Linked DNA regions of Homo sapiens: region 2 is linked to region 1. A link is a contact called in ENCODE Hi-C or POLR2A ChIA-PET data. All regions are on one chromosome and are shown on one strand. The core of a region is the stretch at or near the end of the contact, and the rest is flanking DNA. Distances in the headings are between cores, read along the strand shown.

What was found. A loop is a pair of places that touch in the nucleus more often than their neighbours do. ChIA-PET counts read pairs that join two places held with the same protein, here RNA polymerase II (POLR2A). Pooled maps may share reads with other maps.
Region 2: a loop to region 1 is called in a pooled map, with 2.5 times the contacts of the local background. The contact joins two enhancer-like sites. A Hi-C loop is called at or near these places in 5 of 50 pooled maps. POLR2A ChIA-PET finds 5 or more read pairs at or near these places in 3 of 52 experiments (OCI-LY7, activated B cell and activated T-cell).

Annotation. Positions count from the first base shown.
Region 1 is chr22:17,253,730-17,261,439 of GRCh38, reverse strand. It overlaps CECR3 (cat eye syndrome chromosome region, candidate 3), which reads left to right. Exons shown (of 3, transcript NR_038398.2): 2 at 395-650; 3 at 3,134-4,581. Among named protein-coding and RNA genes, the nearest start is that of CECR3, 9.1 kb to the left of the region's middle. RefSeq lists an enhancer at 50-635. Within about 2 kb of position 3,284, at least 19 of the 41 ENCODE cell types and tissues checked have a DNase peak (open chromatin) inside an H3K27ac peak, as active enhancers do.
Region 2 is chr22:17,335,634-17,343,343 of GRCh38, reverse strand. No RefSeq gene overlaps it. Among named protein-coding and RNA genes, the nearest start is that of CECR2, 30 kb to the left of the region's middle. RefSeq lists a silencer at 1,970-2,214 and an enhancer at 4,802-4,971. Within about 2 kb of position 4,108, at least 3 of the 41 ENCODE cell types and tissues checked have a DNase peak (open chromatin) inside an H3K27ac peak, as active enhancers do.

The DNA of each region.
Region 1 (7,710 bases), core at 2,035-4,534:
ATTGCTTTCCAATTTGGTCAAAAATTTTACCTGGATTCAGCAAACAAGGTGACAAAAGGCCAGAGCGGGGAAGCCCACCAAGGCAACACCCCTCGGGAGAGTCACTAGTGGGCACTGGCCTTGGCTCTCCAGCCAGCCTGCTCAACCGCAGGCAGACTTCTCCCTTGCCCCTCCCCCAGCCACCATATTTCTTCCAGTAGCCACTCACCACCTCCTGCATGACCAGGTCTTTCTCAGGCATCTCTTGTTTGTGGGAAAGGTATTGGTGAATATCAGTCCTCCAACCGTCAGTGACTCCCTCCTGTGGACGCAGCCTTGGCTCAGACTCCTAAAGGAGGTGGGGCTCTGAGCTCTATAGCGGAGCTCACAGGGTGATTCTGCCCCCCTCCACCAGGACATTCTGATTGTCATAACTGCGGGAGGCAGACAACTTGCTACTTCACCTGGAGAGTAGAGGCTGACGATGCTGCTAAACATCCGACAGTGCACAGGACAGCCTCCAAAACAAAGAAATATCTGGCGCAAATGTCAGCAGTGCTGAGGATGAGAAGCCCTGCTGGACAAATGGGAAGAAGAGCTCTGCCCGCTGATTCCTCCTGGCAGAAAAGTTCCCACTGGGCTCCTCTCTACCCTGCCCAGTGGGTCTGCAGGTACCTCTTCAGAGCCACTGGGTTTTTGGTCTCCTTTTTTCCTACCACTTCCACCAGCCATTTGGTGTTTCCGTTTTGTCTCCAACAAAACACCAAAAAAAGGGCAATGATTTTATTGAGCACCAAATGGGTTCACGGCAGAATGCTTGGTGTTTTTGGTGTTTTATGTATCTTACATTAGCTTTGCCTTGTCACTTAATTCCACCTGAAAAACAAAAGAGTAATTTAACTCTGAGTCAGAGCCAGATATTGTTAACATTTTACCAATGAGAAGACAGGCTCAGGGAGGTCAAGTAATTTGTTCAAGGTCACTCAGCCATTAACTGTTTCAAACCCAGCTGTGAGCTATCCAGGCTACTGTTACTTTCCACACGAAACAGCAGCAGGCTGTGCAGACAGGTATGAGACAGTCAGCAAATTAAAGGTTGTGTTTGTCTTTCTCAGACGCCAAATCCATCCCCTGCCTTGTCCACAAGCAGGAAAGATAGAGTTCTGGGGAAATGTGGTCTGGGCATGGTGGCTCACAACTGTAATCTCAGCACTTTGAGAGGCCAAGTCAGGAGGATCGCTTCAGGCCAGGAGTTTGAGACCAGCTTGGGCAACATAGGGAGACCCTGTCTCTACAAAACACTTAAAAATTAGCTGGGTGTGGTGGTGTGCACCTATAGACTCAGGAGGCTAAAGCGGGAGGATTCCTTGAGCCCAGGAGTTCAATGCTGCAGTGAGGAAAGGTCACCCCACTGCACTCCAGCCTGGGAGACAGAGCGAGACTCTTACTTTTTCTTTCTTTCTTTCTTTTTTTCTTTTTGTTTGTTTGTTTGAAATGGAGTCTCACTCTGTCTGTCGCCCAGGCTGGAGTGCAGTGGTGCGATCTTGGCTCACTGCAGCCTCCGCCTCCTGGGTTCAAGCGATTCTCCTGCCTCAGCCTCCTGAGTAGCTGGGACTACAGGCACACGCCACCATGCCTGGCTAATTTTTTGTATTTTAGTAGAGACAGGGTTTCACTATGTTGGCCAGACTAGTCTTGAACTCCTGACCTCGTGACCCACCCACCTGGGCCTCCCAGAGTGCTGGGATTATAGGTGTGAGCCACTGCGCCCGGCCGACTCTGCTTCTTAAAAAAAAAAAAGAAAAAAGAAAAGGGCCAGCCACGGTGGCTCACGCCTGTAATCCCAACACTTTGAGAGGCCAAGGCAGGTGGATCACTTGAGGTCAGGAGTTCAAGACCAGCCTGGCCAACATGGTGAAACCCCGTCTCTATTAAAAATACAAAAATTAGCTGGGCGTGGTGGTGGGTGTCTGTAATCCCAGCTACTTGGGAGGCTGAGGCAGGGGAATCACTTGAACCCGGGAGGCGGAGGTTGCAGTGGGCTGAGATCGCACCATTGCACTCCAGCCTGGGTGACAGAGCTAGACTCCATCTCAAAAAAAAAAAAGAAAGAAGAAGGAAAGAAGGAAAGGAAGAAAGGAAGGAAGAAGGAAGGAAAGAAAAGGAAGAAAGGAAGAAAGACAGACATAAGCCTGGGGGTGAAGACAGGCTAGTCCCCTGCCCCATCACCTTCCTAATTGCAGTGTCTTCACCTACATGCCTCAGAACTAAGGTGAGCCCTACTAACCCAGAGTTAAACTCTGAACTTCCAAGAAAAGCTCTGGAGGAGCTCCATCACCCAGCTCCTGGCACACACACCCCTCCCTGGGAGAAGGCACTCTGAGGTTCCCCTCCCCAACAGTTTGGGCCTCCATAGTGCCTACCATTGGCGCTGGGGACTTATTAAACAGCCCTGATGCAGGGCTTCCGACACCAAACCCAGAGTCTGTCGTGACAACCTTAACGTTGTTAATAAGAGGATACTATGTGCATGGTAACATGTGTGTATGAGTGTGTACGTGTGTGTGCATGCACACATGTGCATGCTACTGAAAAGGTGGCCTTCATTCAGTGTTTAAACTGGGCCTTGGCCTCCTGGCCTCTTTGAGCTGCTTCCTGCTGACCTCCATCCCGGGGATGAGCATCCCCTGCAGTCGGGAATGGAACTGGGCCCCTCCTGGCCTCCTCTGCTCAGATTAACCCCTTCCTCCCAGTTTGCCTGTGCCTGGCAGTGGGGCTCTGGGCCAAGGGGCCAGACACTCACTGGCTCCAGGGCTGGCGGATGCCATAAACCCGTTTTCCTTGGGGACTCCAGAGCTCCACATCTTACTTTCAGAAAGCACAAGTGTTTTGTTGGAAATGGCCTCAGGAGGAGGGAGAGCCCAGGGCTCTATACACATGTTCCTCATTTGCCATTGGTGGGGCAGGGGCTGCGGCAGGGGACTGTGCTGGGGAGGCAGGCATGGGAGGGGAGAGAGCAGCTGCAGCTGCTGCCGGAAGTTTGGCTTCAGGGAGGAATGGAGGGAGAGAGTGCAAGAAGAAGGGGTGGGACTTGGGGACAGGGGCGGTGTCACGGGGGAGGAGGGTGCAGGTGGTGACTTGTTTATCTGCTCAGCTGTTTTGTTTCCAGGAGCCTGAGAGAGAGACAGAAGCAGCTGGGAGGAGAAAAATCAACGCGGCCAGGGGCCCTACTGGTCCTTCTGCCTTAGCCACAGGTTCTGAAACCAAAGCAAAACCACCAGAGAGTGATTCATGTGGGTATGGCCCTCCCTCCCCCTGCCCAGAAAGGTTTCTCTTGAGCCCATATGCTAGTTTCTGTCATGCAAACGCCCTGGCAATGCCTTCCTTGCCTTGGCGCAATGGCTCTGATTGGGTAGGCATCTCCGGGGGTTAATACTGGCACAAACTCATGTAAATCTTCCTGGGCCTAAGTCTGGTGTACTCTCATATGTGAATTGGCATGGTCCTGGAGGGCTAGTCAGCTAGCTCCTAGCCTCGAGATCGGCCTGGACCAAACCAAAAAAAAAATCATCTCTGGTGAAACAGGATAGCCACCCCACCCCCTGCTCAGCATTCCCCAGTGCCTCCCTTCACAGTGGCCAGTTTGGATTCTTCTCACCAAACGCTCAAGACCTGTACAGGTTACTTATTGGTCCCCTTCATGCCCCAGATGCAAATTTGGCATGTCTCATTTGCATTCTAAAGTGTTTGGAGGCAAGGCTGGGATGAGCTTAATTTGCCCTGATGTCTTTTGACCAGGTTAGTAAACATCCCTCCAGCCCATCTCAGCACTTGAGAATCTGGAAGGCAGCTATGCTTTAATTACAGTGCAATTTCAGGAGTTTGCTTGCTGTTCCCCCTTGGCTCTTTGCCTAGCTTATTATTTTCATCTTGTTGTTTGTTTGTTTAAATGAGAACTTTCGTAGACAATTCCCTCTCCCGCCTCCCCCAGAGGCCAGTCTGTGTTGCTAGAGGACTTTTTCTGCCTCCCTCTTGGTTTACAAAGCCAGGGCATCTCTGTTGACAAAGGGTCTGCGATCTGGCACTGGGCCTGGCAGTTAGGGAGTGTGTAAGAAATGCAGATGCCTTTTGCAGATGCCTGCCCTGCTCCTCCTCTAAGCAGCCAAAACATCCTGCACCACCTCGGGAAGACCCCACATCCCAGCTTGCTGGTCTCTGAGCACTCTGCCCCGCCAACCCTATAGCGCTAGGAAGGCAGGAAGGATGGAAAAGGCTGTGGGGGATTGAGTAAGGGATTTGGGAATGAGGGACAGTGACACTGTAGGTGGGTTGGCTTAGCAGGGGGATTGGGAGTGGCCAGCTGGAGTGGTGGAAAGAACTGGGGACAGGGAGTCAGGAAGCTGAGCTTTTATTCATCCCAGCTTTGCTACTGACAAGTTAGGTGGTCTTGGGGCAGACTGGGCCAAATCTGGGCCTTCCTGTGTAAAACGCATGCTCCCATCTCAAGGTCCTTTTCTACTTTACAGATTCTCTTGCTTTTAGAATGCTAATTTCATTGACTGTGGCCTGTTTCCTTCTCCAGAGACAGGATAACCCAATAAAATCGCCCCTTAGGTGGGGTGTGTTGGCTCACACCTGTAGCCTGTAATCCCAGCACTTTGGAAGGCTGAGGCAGGTGGATCACCTGAGGTCAGCAGTTTGAGACCAGCCTGACCAACAAGTTGAAGCCCCATGTCTACTAAAAATAGAAAAATTAGCAGGGCGTGGTGGTAGGTGCCTGTAGTCCCAGCTACTTGGGAGGCTGAGACAGGAGAATTACTTGAACCTGGGAGGCAGAGGTTGCAATGAGCTGAGATCATGCCACTGCACTCCAGCCTGGACGACAGAGCGAGACTCTGTATAAAACAAAAACAACAACAACGAAAAATTACCCCTTAATGGTGGTTGGTTGGTCAGACAGCCAGCTTGAATTGCTGTCTTTTTCCCAAACCCAGATTCCCTGGCTGAGGCACCAGTTAAAACTTTTATCTTAGGGAAGCTCTGGGAGTTGCCTCTTGCAGGTCAGGGGTTCCAAAGGGCAGAAGCTCCAGCATACCATCTTCTTGAGCATTTCCGGTTCAGATTTCTATGGGATTAATGGCTCCTGCACCTTCTACCTCCCAGGGAGGCTCCCTGAGCTCTGCTTTATATAAGGTAAGTGCTCTTGGGCTTCAGATGGATTCCATTTCATTTATCAAACGTTTCTTTGAGCACTTACTCTGTGACTGACATTGCTGGACCCAAAGGAATACAGAGATAACGGTTGACTTAGTCCTTATCCGAATAGAGTGGACCCACCTATTGGTGAGGCCAAATTTAATGGAACTCTCCGAAAACAATTCTGTCAAGGTTGGGCACGGTGGCTCGTGCCTATAATCCCAGCACTTTGGGAGGCTGAGGCGGATGGATCACGAGGTCAGGAGATTGAGACCATCCTGGCCAATATGATGAAACCCCGTCTCTACTAAAAATACAAAAATTAGCTGGGCGTGGTGGTGCGTGCCTGTAGTCCCAGCTACTTGAGAGGCTGAGGCAGGAGAATCGCTTGAACCTGGGAGGTAGAGGTTGCAGTGAGCTGAGATCGTGCCACTGCACTCCAGCCTGGCTACAGTGCGAGACTCCATCAAAAAAAAAAAAATTCTGTCAAACATCTCCCATTTCTCCCTTCAACCTAAAGAACATGGGAAAATAAACCAAGCGGACTGATAAATGGATTTCAAAGGTGATAGTGGAATTTATTTGTTACATTTAAGAAACTTAGCCTTAAGAAATGTATTCTGGTAGATTGTACTTACAAAGGCTTTATCGACTATAGTTGCAATAATAACAAGAATAATACCAGCTATTCTTTCTTGAGTGCCTGCTATATATGTATCATGCATTGTGGCAGAAGTTTTACATCCTTTATCCTATGGGATTATTTAGTGAGGGAGGCGCTATTAAAATCTCCATTTTTATTATGTTTTAACCTGTTTTTTTTTTTTTTTGAGACAGTCTTACTCTGTTGCCCAGGCTGGAGTGCAGTGGCGTGATGCTCAGCTCACTGCAACCTCCGCCTCCTGAGTTCAAGCGATTCTCCTGCCTCAGCCTCCCAAGTAGCTGGGACTACAGGCGCGCGCCAGCATGCCTGGCTAATTTTTGTATTTTGGGTAGAGACGGGGTTTCACCATGTTGGCCAGGCTGGTCTTGAACTCCTGACCTCAGGCAATCCACCTGCCTTAGCCTCCCAAAGTGCTGGGATTACAGGCGTGAGCCACCCCACTTGGCCCTAACCATTTTTTTTTTTTTAAGACAGGATCTGGCTCTTTTTCCCAGGCTGGAGTGCAATAGCACAATCATAGCTCATTGCAGTCTTAAACCCCTGGGCTTAGGCAAGCCTCCTGGCTGCCTGGGACTACAGATATGCACCACTACACCCAATTAATTTTTTAAATTTTTTCTAGAGACGGGGTCTCCCTATGTTGCCCAGGCTAGGCTTGAACTCCTAGGCTCAAGCCATAACTCCAAGGCTAGGACTGGCATTCTAGTGAAAATTCAAGCAGTCTCCTGGCGGGTGGGTTTTGCCTCAGCATCTGTGATGCAGTCAAATGTCCAAAGGCCTAGATCCCACCCATCTCTACTTCAGCCATTTACACCAGGTTAGATGAGAGAATCAAGAACTGATGAATTTTTAAAGTTTTTTTTTTTGGAGTACCTGTTTTGTGTAAGACCCTGTGATAGAGATGGGGGTTCTGGTGGGGAGATAGCAAGCCAGGCGTGGTTCTCCTCCTAAAGGAGCTTACAATCCTCAAAAAATATTCTTGGCTGGGCACGGTGGCTCATGCCTGTAATTCCAGCACTTTGGGAGGCTGAGGTGGGTGGATCACAAGGTCAGGAGTTCGAGATCAGCCTGGCCAATATGGTGAAACCCTGTCTCTACTAAAAAATACAAAAATTAGCCGGGCATGGTGGCGGCCACCTGTAATCCCAGCTACTCGGGAGGCTGAGGCAGGAGAATGGTGTGAACCCGGGAGGCGGAGGTTGCAGTGAGCCGAGATCACGCCTGAGAGAGACTCCATCTCAAGGAAAAAAAAAATTCTTTAAGTCTATTTTTGCCACTTTTTTTGGTTTTTTTTGGAACAGGGTCTCACTCCGTTACCCATGCTGGAGTGCAATGTCACGATCTTAGCTCACTGCAACCTCCGACTCCCAGGTTCAAGCGATTCTCCTGCCTCAGCCTCCCAAGTAATTGGGATTACAGGCGCCCACCACCATGCCTGGCTAATTTTTGTATTTTTAGTAGAGATGGCGTTTTGCCACGTTGGTCAGGCTGGTCTGGAACTCCAGACCTCAGGTGATCAGCCCGTGTTGGGCTCCCAAAGTGCTGGGATTACAGACGTGAACCACCACACCCGGCTAACCTTTTATTCTTTTTTTTTTTTGAGACGGAGTCTCGCTCTGTTCTCCAGGCTTGAGTGCAGTGACGCGATCTCAGCTCACTGCAAGCTCTGCCTCCCAGGTTCACACCATTCTCCTGCCTCAGCCTCCCAAGTAGCTGGGACTACAGGCGCCCGCCACCACGCCCAGCTAATTTTTTTTATTTTTTATTTTTAGTAAAGATGGGGTTTTACCATGTTAGCCAGGATGGTCTCGATCTCCTGACCTGGTGATCTGCCTGCCTTGGCCTCCCAAAGTGCTAGTATTACAGGCGTG
Region 2 (7,710 bases), core at 2,859-5,358, 81 kb before region 1:
GGCCAAGACGGTGAAACCCCATCTCTACTAAAAGTACAATAATTAAGCACCTGTAATCCCAGCTACTAGGGAGGCTGCGGCAGGAGAATCATTTGAACCTGGGCGGCAGAGTTTGCTGTGAGCCAAGATTGTGCCACAGCACTCCAGCCTATGTGGTGACAGAGTGAGACTCCGTCTCAAAAAAAAAAAAAACGGATTTTAAGGCCATAGCGGGTACAGTGGTTCATCCCTGTAATCCCAGCACTTTGGGAGGCCGATGTGGGAGCATCACATGAGGCCAGGAATTTGAGACCAGCCTGGGCAAAATGGCGAAACCCCATCACTACATAACATACAAAAATTAGCTGGGTGTAGTGGCAAACACCTGTGGTCCTAGAGACTCGGGAGGCTGAGGCAGGAGGATCACTTGAGCCTAAGAAGTTGAGATTGCAGTGAGCTGTGATTGAGCCACTGCACCCCAGCCTGAGAGACAGAGAGGGAGACCCTGTCTCAACAACTAAAAAAAAAAAAAAAAAAACATAAAAAATTCAAAACAAGAAAAACTGCATGTAATACCATTACGTACATATGTTACCATTAACATTGTTGTACTTACTATTAACACTGTTGTACGTCGTTATACATGTCTCTCATGTATAACTTTTATATTTGGAAGACAAAAATCTACACTCCATGGTCTCTGCTCCGCCCCTCCTGGCCCCTGCCTGCTGCTTGTCCTCCCTCGGTGGAAGCCTGGAATTGTGTCCTGACTGGTGTCCTTGCCTGCAGGCTCTTCTTTCCAGGCCACCCTGCACACTGTTTCCAAGTATCTGATCCTGTCACTTCTCTGCTTGAAAACATTTCCTGTCTCTGCATTGCTTACAGGATAAGTTCCAAACTCCTTAGCTCTGCATGCAAGATTCTCTGCACTCGATCCCACCTACCTGCCTCCACCTCAACTTCTCCAACACAAACATAGGCCAGGCCCCTACTCTCCTCTGAACAATACACACTTTCCCACCTCCGTGTGTCTGCTGACCCTGATTCCGGAAGTTCTTTTCCTACACATACTTGAGGAAATTGTACTTGTCCTTCAAGATGCATCTCAGGCTGGGCCCGGTGGCTCACGCCTGTAATCCCAGCACTTTGGGAGGCTGAGGTGGGTGGATCACGAGGTCAGGAGATCGAGACCATCCTGGCCAACATGGTGAAACCCCGTCTCTAGTAAAAATACAAAAAATTAGCTGGGCATGGTGGCACGCACCTGTAGTCCCAGCTACTGGGGAGGCTGAGGCAGGGGAATTGCTTGAACCCAGGAGGCGAAGTTTGCAGTGAGCCGAGATCCAGCCACTGAACTCCAGCCTGGCGACAGAGCAAGACTCCACCTCAAAAAAAAAAAAAAGATTCATCTCAAAGGAGACCTCTTTGGGCCACCCTCCCAGTACTCCTCTGGAAGAGTTATTTTATTGCATGGCAGTGCTGTGTGCATATTCACCTTCCCTAAAACTTTGTGTGTCACCTCCTACCAGAGCGCAATCTCATGTAATAATCTGTGCACTTCTCGCACCTAAATGGTGCCTGATGCATGATAGCCTTTAGCTGAATGCAGAAAGGAACATCTGTATGTTTGTCTTTCACTCAGCTAATCAAGCAACTAGCATTTCTGAAGTATTTACCATGTGCTCAGCATGTGCAAGACTGTAGAACTGTCAAAAGACTCAACACTTTTTAATTTTCAAATTAAATTAAATATTAAATTAAACTTATTTTAGAGATAGGGCCTTGCTCTGTCACATTGTCCAGGGTGGAGTGCAGTGGCTTACTGTAGCTTCTAATTCCTGAGCTTAAGGGATCCTTGTGTTTCAGCCTCCCAATTAGCTGGGACTACTGGCGGTCATCACCACACGTGGATAATTTTTAAAATCCTTCCTTCCTTCCTTCCTTCCTTCCTTCCTTCCTTCCTTCCTTCCTTCCTTTCTTTCTTTCTTTCTTTCTTTCTTTCTTTCTTTCTTTCTTTCTTTCTTTCTTTCTTTCTTTCTTTCAGACTGGGTCTCTCAGCCAGGTGCAGTGACTCATGCCTGAAATCCCAGCACTTTGGGAGGCTGAGGCGGGCAGATCACCTGAGGTCAGGTGTTCAAGACCAGGCTGGCCAACAGGTGAAACCCTGTCTCCATTAAAAACACAAAAATTAGCCGGGCTTGGTGGTGGGCACCTTTAATCCCAGCTACTCAGGGGCTGAGGCAGAAGAATCGCTTGAATCCGGGAGGCAGAGGTTGCAGTGAGCCAAGATTGTGCCATTGCACTCCAGCCTGGGTGACAAGAACAAAACTCCATAAAAAAAAAAAAAATCAGGTCTCACTTTGTTGACCAGGCTGGAGTACAGTGGCATGAACACCGCTTACTGCAGCCTCCACCTCCTGGGCTCAAGTGATTCTCCCACCTCAGCCCCCTAAGTAGCTGAAACTAATTTTTGTATTTTTTTGGTATGTAGAAATGGGGTTTTGCCATGTTGCCCAGGCTGGTCTTGAACTCCTGGGCTCAAGAGATCCTCCTGACTCCCAGCCTCTCAGAGACCTGGGATTATAGGTATGAGCCACTGCACCCGGTCTTAACATTCTTTTGTAGAGGTGAGGTCTCACCATGTTGCTTGGTTTTGAACTCCTGGCCTCAAGTAATCTTCCCACATGCAGGATGAGCCGCTGTGCCCAGCCTCAACATATTTTTTAAAATTTTTATTCATTTATTTTTTTCTTTTTTGTTCTTTTTTTCTTTCTTTTTTTTTTTTTTTTTGAGACGGAGTCTAGCTCTGTAGCCCAGGCTGGAGTGCAGTGGTGCAATCTCAGCTCACTGCAACCTCCGCCTCCCAGGTTCAAGCGATTCTCCTGCCTCAGCCTCCTGAGTAGCTGGGATTACAGGTGCGTGCCACCATGCCCAGCTAATTTTTGTATTTTTAGTAGAGACGGGGTTTCACTATGTTGGTCAGGCTGGTCTCGAACTCCTGACCTCATGATCCACCCGCCTCAGCCTCCCAAAGTGCTGGGATCACAGGCGTGAGCCACCAGGCCCGGCCTTTTTTTTTTTTTTTTTTTTTTTTTTTGAGACAACCTCTCACTCTGTTGCCCAGGCTGGAGTGCAGTGGCACAATCACAGCTCACTGAAGCCGTAACCTCTTGGGCTCAAGTGATTCTCCCACTTCTACCTCCTGAGTAGCTGGGACTAGAGGTGTGTGCCATCACACCTAGCTAATTTTGTTTATTTATTTATTTATTTTAGAGATGGGATCTCACTATGTTGCCCAGGGTGGGTTTGAACTCCTGGGCTCAAGCAACCCTCCCACCTCAGACTCCCAAAGTGCTGGGACTACAGATGTGAACCACTGTGCCCGGCCTCCAAAATTTTTTAAAAAATTAATACAACAAAGATTTTTTGAGTGTGTAATATTTGCTGTGAGAATATTAAAGAAGTAAAAGGCATGGTTTTTAATCTCAAGAGAGGCTTTCAATCTATTGTATAGGGAGATACAACTTTGTTCCATGGAATGAATGTAAATAATACAAGCAAATTCCTGTGAAATGTAAAGGCAAGTGGAGGAGAGATGGCATAATGTCTGTGACAGAACACTGGACCAGGAGCTGGGAGGCTTGGTTCCTGCTTATCACTTGCTACCCGAACAAGGTAACCTTGGAGAGATCGCTTAATCTCATTTGGTAAAATCAATGTTTTGATTTTATTGCCTACTGAGATTCCTCTCAGCTCTTTGATTCTATAAGTAAGTGCTATGGGATACCGAAAGGGAGCAATGACCGTGGCTTAGAGTTGCTGGAGGAAAGCTCATGGTGAAGGTGAAATCTGAGCTGAACTTAAACTAGAGGTGAGGTCCGGATAGCCAGGAGAGGAGGCGGAAAGGCATTTCAGATATGGGGAACAACATCAACAAAGGGACAGGCAGAGACAGGATTGGGCAGGCGTGCTTGTGGGGTGGACTAAACAAGGCTATCTTCAGTGGAGAATGTTTGTTAGAGAAGATTGGGAAACAGCTCGGGTAGGTTGCCTAGGGCCAGGAAGGACTTAAGAGAGACATATTGAAAGCAGTGAAGCTATTTTAGGATACTTGCAAAAGCCAGGAATGAGGTAACGAGGGCAAAGATTAGCTTTGCACCAGTGGGAAGTCAGAGCAATGGGTGATGAGAAGCTGCAAAGATAGCATCAGGAACCTGGCTTGGCCATACAGGCTGCAGGAGAGGAAATTAGTCAAAAACACCTCTTAAGTTTTAGACCAGAGAAAGTGCACAGATCAGGTTCTGACCCAGGTTCCCTTGCCTCCAGGAGACAGAATGGGATTCCCCAGCAGTAGGAGTGAAGACTACTGAAGCTCTTCCATACGCCACACTCCCGAGGACTCCTGCAAAAAACCTTTTAGAGACTATGTTAATTTAGTTTTTGTTTTTAGACACAGGGTCTCTCTATGTCGCCCAGGTTGGACAGCAGTGGCTATTCACAGGAGTGATCATAGCTCACTGCAGACTTGAACTCCTCCCCTCAAGAGTTCCTCTCATGTCAGCCTGCTGAGTAGCTGGGGCTACAGGTGTGTGCCACAGTGCCCAACTCATTTTTTATTTTTTAATAAGATTTTCTAGTGTACTTTAAAATTCTCTGAGCTTGTAATATATTTTGAAAGTTTCAAATTTAACTTAATCAAGGAACTCATATGATTTCCTCTAGTCTCTTTAGAAATTAAAAGGTGTATTAAATTAGTAATATCCAAATGTAAAGATCCGAGGAAGACAAACATTGGTTTTATATGGATGGATTTTGTTAAAATAACATTGCTGGCGTGTTTGCTTCAGGAAGGTGATCTGGGTTGCTATTGGCTAGAGGTGAAAGGAAGATGTATTACTGATTCCCAATAGAATATAGAATACTTAAAATAAAAATCTAAACTATGAAAGCATACTGAAGAGAAATATCTTTTTGTTTTTTCTGAGATCAGATCCCGCTATGCTGCTCAGGCTGGTCTTGAACTCACAGGCTCAAGCAATCCTTCCTCCTCAGCCTCCTGAGTAGCTGGGACTACAGGTGCATGTCACCACACCTGGCTAAAAGAAATACCTTGTTGGTTTATTACATTTATTAATTTACATGTATTCATTCTTCAACAAATACTCCTGGGTCAAAAATTATGCTATGATGCTATAAGCTGCAAAAAACAAACAAGAAAAAAGGCAATGTTTGTTACCTTCAGGAAACTTATACTCCAGGAAGGGAGACAGAAGTAAGCGAACAACTATGCTGTAATTTTATTAGTCACGGTCCAGCAAGATACAGAGGCACACTCCGATGGAATTCAGAGGAGAAGGAAACGAAGGACTTTTTACAGCGGGGGAGCAAGGTTAAAGGAACCGATGTGGGATGTTGAGGCACTCAGGAACCAGAAAAGACACGGAGCCACTGTCACCGCCAGGCCTGAAGGGGCACGGGTGCGGACAGTGTGAATGGCACCCTAGAGAGAGATAGGAGAAGGGACTGCCCTGCCAGTGCGAGAGTCATGGAGAAATGTAGTCAGTGCCAGAGCTAAATACCAGGAACACAGCAGAGCAGGAAACATCCCATCCCTCTCTCCTCCTGCCTTCTGAGCCCTCAGTGGTCCCTCCAAGTGGCCCAGCCACTTAGCACCCAGCCAACTGGCAAGGGAGCCCGAGTGATAGGTCCGCAGGGATCAGTCTGTTGCGATGGAGAAGAGGCAGAGAAAGGATGGCAAGGGCCAGAGAATAACCAGCTCAACAATGTACTATTCTATGACAAAGGCAGAGAGGACAGAAAGTCAGAAGACCCTGCCAGAGAGGGACCAGGCTGCTAGAGATGGGACCTAGGCACAGCTCTGGAAACCGCTTTTGTGAGCAGAGACAGACACAAGGGTGGAGGGATGGAGCACTTGCCAGGTTCAGGATTAACTTGGCTACAGGTAACAACAACAGCAGAAGTTACTTAAACAATATAAAATGTGTTGTCACCAAGGAAGACAGGTGTGGAGCTCTACAGTAGGGAGAGGCCAGGCTCCTTCTAAGAGCCCTACTGCTCTACTGTCCTCAACACACAGTTTCTACCTCCCGATGCCATCAGCCCTTGTGTCCCATTAGCAGGAAGGAGAAGGAGCAGTTTCATGCCCAGTTGAAAATCAGGGCTTCTATTCTGAGGGAAGAAGGAGAGGATGGATGTTGGAAGATAATTCACAATTTCTGCCAAAGGAAGGGGTAAAGGTGGAGTGATTCCAAACAGATGCCTTGCCTCAGATGGTTAACCATTTAAAGTAAACTAGAACCAGGCGCAGTGGCTCACACCTGTAATCTCAGCACTTTGGGAGGCCGAGGCAGGAGGATTGTTTGAGCCCAGGAGTTTGAAACCACTCTGGGCAACATAGCAGGACAGTGTTTCTGCAAAACTTCTCTTTTAAATAGCTGGGCATAGTGATGCACGCCTGTGGTCCTCAGTACTAGGGAGGCTAAGGTGGGAGAATTGCTTGAGCCCAGGGGATTGAGGCTGCAGTGAGCTATGATCACGCCACTGCACTCCAGCCTGAGCAACAGAGCGAGACCTTGTCTAAAAAAAAAAAAAAAGTAAATAAATAAACAAAGGCCAAGTGCCGTGTCTCATGCCTGTAACCCCAGCACTTTGGGAGATCGAGGAGGGTGGATTGCTTGAGGTCAGGAGTTCAAGACCAGCCCAACCAGCATGGTGAAACCCGGTCTCTACTAAAAATACAAAAATTAGCTGGGCGTGGCGGCACGTGCCTGTAATCCCAGCTACTCAGGAGGCTGAGGCAGGAGAATCACTTGAACCCAGGAGGCGGAGGTTGTAGTGAGCTGACATCGTGCCACTGCACTCCAGCCTGGGTGACAGAGAGAGACTCTGTCTCAAAAATTAAATAAATAAATAAATAAATAAATACTAGAAGATTACTTAATACAAATGGAAAATCATTTTTCCGTTGACAAGGCAATAGGTATTATGGGAAAGTTGAAGAATCAGGAATCAGAAATGCTGAGTTCTAGTTCCCCGTTTGTTATTTACTAAGCAAGGGACCTTAAGCAAATCAGTTCACTTTCTGCATCTCGATTTCCTCATCTGTAAAATGAGCAAGTCTGTCTCTTTAAAGGTTCCCCTTTCTGTGTTTGCCAAAAAAAAATGTTTTCTCTATGCTAATACCAAGATTCACAGACGCTGTAAAATAATAAGATTATAGTCAGTTCAAGGTGAAAAACCTTGAGTTGCCGTGTTAATATAATCAATTTAAATGATACAGGTTTAGTTTTTTTTTTTTTTTTTTTGGTTCTTTGCTGCTCTGAAAGGTCCTCAAAAAGTCTAGAAACATTCCAATTATAATATTTTGGGAATGTATACACACCCAAATGAAAAAAAAATTGTATGTATGTGTTCTCAAAATATTTCTAGTGGAAAAATTTGAAAATTATACTGAATTTTTCAGAATGAAGTAAAAATGTAGACACTACATTGATAGTTTAACAAGCAGTCCTTCTTTTTTTTTTTTTTTTTAAGAGAAGTCTCGCTCTTGTCCCCCAGGTTTGAGTGCAATTGCTCAATCTTGGTTCACTGAAACCTCTGCCTCCCGGGTTCAAACGATTCTCCTGCCTCTGCCTCCCAAGTAGCTAGGATTAAGTCGCCTGCCACGCCCAGCTAATTTTTGTATTTTTTAGTAGAGACGGGGTTTTACCA